2 separate regions of the Homo sapiens genome follow, and region 1 is linked to region 2. The links are chromatin loops, found by intact Hi-C in ENCODE. Cell type or tissue: Calu3. All regions are shown on one strand. Each heading gives the region's core, and the rest is flanking DNA. Links, peaks and the distances in the headings are about the cores only.

Region 1 (2,805 bases), core at 61-2,560, 49 kb before region 2:
CAGTGTGCGACGTTCCCCTCCCTGTGTCCATGTGTTCTCATTGTTCAGCTCCCACTTATGAGTGAGAACATGTGGTGTTTTGTTTTCTGATCTTCTGATAGTTTGCTGAGAATGATGGTTTCCAGCTTCATCCATGTCCCTGCAAAGGACATAAACTCATCCTTTTTATGGCTGCATAGTATTCCATGGTGTGTATGTACCACATTTTCATAATCCAGTCTATCATTGATGGACTTTTGGGTTGGTTCCAAGTCTTTGCTATTGTGAATAGTGCCGCAAGAAACACATGTGTGCATGTGTCTTTATCGCAGAATGATTTATAATCCTTTGGGTATATGCCCAGTAATGGGATTGCTGGGTCAAATGGTATTTCTAGTTCTAGATCCGTGAGGAATTGCCACACTATCTTCCACAATTGGGGTTCTTTAAGAGAAATCTTTGGACTCCTGTGATTCTCTAACTGTTGCTTGGATTGAAATTTTCAAGTGAGAAACGTGTCTTTTTGTAAAGCTCCTGTATGGCAGCCTATACAGAGCCAGGCACCGTGTTAACATACAATAAATATCCTGAAAATAATGGAAAGTATTAGGAAATTCCACTAGATTGTTCTTAAGTTACAAAATTTCTCCCCAAAGCCACGAGGTACATCTGTGTGGCTGTAAACATCTACCTAACATTTCAGTGCAGTGAGTCATCTAAGATAGGGTAAAGATTTTGTCTCAGAGTCTCTGATGTCAACAATATGCTGTCAAAGGATGCTGTACCTAATGTCTCCTAAGATATTGCAGGGACCTTGTCATTCACTCCTGGAGTCACAAGAAGGTTTATCCTATTTGATTTCTGGATGCTTCCCATAAAGTTCCTCGGGGCCTCTTGGGGATTACCACTTTCTCTTTCCCCCTTAAAGCAAGAACCAAATTCTGGGAAGTTTGGTGATGTTTTAATGACCAAGTGTAGGGAAAAGGGTGAGGAGAGATCATGCTGTTAGCAGGCTCTGGGGATCCTATGGTCACATGGAAAGAGGGATTCCTCAACAATGAGGGGTGTGGTCATCTCCATAAATTGCAGACAGACATTGAGGTCAGGGAGACATCTTCCCACACTTGCAAAATCTTCATAGAACATGGTGGAAGTGGATGGGCAAAGATGTATGGTGTTGGCCATTTATTATTACCTACAAGAGGAAAAGTGCCTCAGAAAGACAGTATGCCACCAAACAAACTTTCAGCCTTCTCTCTACTCTCTCCTATACCTACAACATCCCCTGAGAAAACTGCTAGTTATATAACTGAACCCAAGACTCACAATCCTGTTAAAGATTAACTATTTGAGAGAGTGCTCACATTATTTCTAGTGTTTCCTCTGTTTCCTCCAGCAAGGCTGTACCACTCTGTGTCACATGGTCTATGTTTGCTCAGCCTCCCGTCTAGCTTGGAAAATCCCCATGGCTAGTGACTGTATTTCATGAACTTGAATCCCTGCATCTTGTACAGGGGTTCAAACAGGATTAACACTGGATTATGTTCATTGAATGCATATATATCTGTTCCATGAACTCTGACTGCCATTCCCTACTGATGGCCCAGTTTCTCTTTGGAGTTGCCTAGATCTGGGCTGATGGTGGCCAAGAATAAAATTCAAGTGTTGTTGGAGAGGTAGAATTGGACAAGTGTTGCAAAACATAGGCTATCATTTTGAACGGTTTCTAAGCATAGAAAGAGATCCTTCACTTGAATCTGAATAAAATGTGAATCTTTTGCTCTACTCATAAGAAAGGGCCAGAACATTTGGATATATTCTTCATTACTGAGTCTATAAAGTAACCTTCTAGGTGTCAATTTGTTAAATTTAAAATGCACACATTTTTGAACCAGTTTTTCATTTCTTTATGATTATCTTTCAATATAAGTAAGGGAGGTGGATAAAACAAAAGAATTGACTAGAAGTCTTAATACAGCACCATTAGTGAGAGCAAAATATTGGAAATAACCTCAAGGCCCTTAAAAAGAGTCAAGATTAATAATTTTAGGTAATCCTTATAATGCAATATTATGCATTCTTTAAAAACTGAGGAAGCACCATTAATAGACGGTATCTTCAAGATATATTCTTTCACAACAAATCAACTCAGTTTTTAAGGTGTAACGTGTGGAGCAATGTATACTAGGATTTTCTTAAAAACAAATGAAATTGTAGATCTATATGCTTCTATAAGCAAAGATTTCCTGTGGAAGGAGAGCAGAGCGCTGGTAATGCTCTCAGGAATAAGATTGGGTCCAGGAGTGAGACAAAGCCTTAATTTTTCATTGACTAAAACAATTTTATTCTTATGAATATTGTATTCATTCAGCAAAGTGAAAATTTAAACAGCAACATAAGTAGAAATGAATACAGTGAGAAAAGACAGGAGATTCTTCACCTTGGGGGAAATGCCAGATGAGCTGATACTGATCACGGTCAGATTTTGGAAACGAGCTGAGGATAGCGGTGCAACCAGAGGGTGCTCTGTGATAAAAAGCCTGGGGTAAGAGTAGTTATGAGAAATGGGTCCTGAAAATCTATTTGGGTCAGGCCAGGGAGAGCTGCCTCCTGCTCTGAGAACCCATGGAGGCTGGATACCGGGAGCTCCTAGGGCACTCACCTGGTATTCATTGTCTAGCACCAAGATGCTCAGATCAAATTGTTTGCCGTCCTTGAAGAACACATTGTGGCATCTCCCCTCACACTTCCAGGCCCCACACACATGGCTGTCAATGACCAAACAATGGCCAAAGTGCACTCAGAAATGGAAGGCGATGTCTGAGT
Region 2 (2,805 bases), core at 76-2,575:
ATAGCTGTTTGCAGGCCTGTGTCTGTAATGCAGCGAAATTATACTGGGAGAGGTACTAGGCTGTGGATTGGGTTACCAGGGAAATGCAAGCATAATGATGAGGGAGCAAGGAAGAATGATTTTAAAGCACAGCCTTTGTGCCCCTCAAACCTTTTCTACACCGGAGAGAATCTACCCGGAAGATATACATTTTCTCAATTTGTACAAAAATAAATTTTTTTAAGGTGAGGATTCTTGGTAAAGTCGTTGGCTCTAGAAGGTAATCATTCTTTCTGCCTTTAAACATTCTGGGACAGCACTGATCTTGATCCTCAGGATGATCTGGGAGAGAGGTAGAGAAAGTCCTGGCATGAACCTGCCCCACCCTAGGCCCATTGGCTCTACCAGGTGAGGGCTGCTCTCATCTGTCTGTCACACATCTGGGCTCTAGCTATACCCTCTCCTTTCTCTTGGTGTCCATGTAAATCAAAGTTTCAGGGATACTGGTTGTGCTGCAGATTCCAGAAGAAAGATGAGATTATTTTTTTCTTTGTTTTTTAAACTTTTATTTTACATTCAGGGGTACATGTGCAGGAAAACTCGTGTCATGGGCGTTTGTGGTACAGATCATTTAATCATCCAGTTGCTAAGCCTAGAACCCAATAGTCATTTTTTCAGCTCCTGTCCCATCTTTCACCCTCCACTCTCAAGTAGGCCCCGGTGCGTGTTGTTCCCCTCTTGGTGTCCATGAGCCTCATCATTTAGCTCACACTTCTAAGTGAGAACATGCAGCATTTCATTTTTTGTTTCCACATTTGTTTGCTAAGGAAAATGGTCTACAGCTCCATCCATGTTTCTGCAAAAGACATAATCTCATTCTTTTTTGAGGCTGCATAGAATACTATGGTGTATATGTACCACATTTTCTCTATCCAGTCTGTCCTCCATGGGCATTGAGGTTGATTCCATGTTTTTGCCATTGTGAATACTGTGGTAATAAACATTCACATGCACATGTTTTTATGGTAGAATGATTTATATTCTTCTCGGTATATACCCAGTGATGGGATACATGGGTTAAATGGTAGTTCTATTTTAGCTGTTTGAAGAATCATCACATTGCTTTCCACCATGGTTAAACTAATACCACCAACAATGTGTAAGTGTTCCCTTTTCTTTACAAGCTTGCTAGCATCTGTTATTTTTTGACTTTTGAAGAGTAGCCATTCTGATTGGTGAGAGATGGTATTTCATTGTGGTTTTGATTTGCATTTTTCTAACATTCAGGGATGTTGAGCTTCTTTTCATATGCTTTTTGGCCACATGTATGTCTTCTTTTGAGAAGTGTCTGTTCCTGTCCTTTGTCTACTTTTCTTTGAGACAGGGTCTCACTCTGACACCCAGGCTGAAGTGCAGCGGAGCAATCTCGGCTCACTGCAATTTGTGCCTGGGCTCAGGTGATCCTCCCAGTTCAGCCTTCTGAGTAGCTGGGATTACTGGTGCATGGGGTAACATTTGCCTAATTTTTCTAATTTTGTAGAGATAGGGTTTCACCATGTTGTCCAGGCTGGTCTCTCCTGGGCTCAAGCGATGCACCTGCCTCAGCCACTTAAAGTGCTGAAATTACAAGCATGAGCCACCGCATTCAGCCCTTTGCCTACTTTTATTTTGAGATCGAGTCTCGCTCTGTCGCCCAGGCTGGAGTGTAGTGGCGCGATCTCGGCTCACTGCAACAACTGCCTTCGGGTTCAAGAGATTCTCCTTCCTCAGCCTGTCGAGTAGCTGGGACTACAGGTGCGTGCCACCACACCCGGCTAATTTTTTGTATTTTCAGTAGAGAAGGGTTTCACCATGTTAGCCGGAATGGTCTCAATCTCCTGACCTCGTGATCCGCTCTCCTCCACCTCATAAAGCGCTGGGATTACAGGCGTGAGCCACCACGCCCGGCCCCTTTGCCCACTTTTTTATGCAGTTGTTTGTTCTTTTCTTGTAAAGTAATTACAATTCCTTATAGATGCTAGATATAAGACCTTTTTCAGATACATAATTTGCAAATATTTTCTCCAATTCTGTAGGTTGTCTGTTGACTCTGTTGATAGTTTCCGTTGCTGTGCAGAAGCTCTTTAGTTTAAATAGATCCATTTGTCAATTTTTGCTTTTCTTGTGATTGCTTTTGGCATCTTTGTTATGAAACTTTTCCCCATTCCTACATTTAGAATGATATTGCCTAGGTAGACTTCCAGGGTTTTTATAGTTTTGGGTTTTACATTTAAGTCTTAAAACCCCTCTTGAATTGATTTTTTCTACATAATGCAAGGAAGGGATTCAGTTTCAATCATCTGCATATGGCTACCAGTTATCCCAAAACCATTTCTTGAAGAGAAAGTTCATTTTCCAGTGCTTGTTTGGTCAGCTTTGTTAAAGATCAGATGGTTGTAGGTGTGTGACCTTATTTCTGGGCTCTCTATTCTGTCCCACTTGTCTATGTGTCTGTTTTTGTACCAGTACCATACTGTTCAGTTACTGTGGCCCTGTAGTATACTTTTAAGTTGGGTAAAGTGATGCTTCTAGCTTTGTTCTTTTTGTTTAGAATTGTCTTTTTTAATCAACTCATTCTTGGTTCCATGTGCATTTTAAAATAGTTTTTTTTTTTCTAATTCTGTGAGAAATGTCATTGGTAGTTCAATAGGAATAGCATTGAATATGTATATTTCTTTGGGCAGCATGGCTGTTTTAATGATAATGATTCTTGCTATTCATGAGCATGGAGTGTTTTTCCATTGGTTTGGGTCATCTATGTTTTTTTAGGCAGTGTTTTGAAATTAT

The links. Hi-C counts contacts between places; a loop is a spot of excess contacts. Peaks named below come from ENCODE experiments on the same cell type or tissue, not always from the same donor. Only the 100,000 strongest peaks of a DNase experiment are listed, where the experiment ranks them.
Region 1: a loop joins it to region 2, with 2.7 times the contacts of the local background. A loop is called at or near these places in 4 of 110 quality-filtered maps.

What each region holds. Positions count from the first base shown.
Region 1 is chr19:39,640,521-39,643,325 of GRCh38, reverse strand. It overlaps the pseudogene LOC100129935. Among named protein-coding and RNA genes, the nearest start is that of LGALS16, 14 kb to the left of the region's middle. In Calu3, for the core only: no CTCF peak of the experiment used is centred there; a DNase peak (open chromatin) is centred at 1,405.
Region 2 is chr19:39,591,265-39,594,069 of GRCh38, reverse strand. No RefSeq gene overlaps it. Among named protein-coding and RNA genes, the nearest start is that of LGALS13, 9.9 kb to the left of the region's middle. In Calu3, for the core only: no CTCF peak of the experiment used is centred there; no DNase peak of the experiment used is centred there.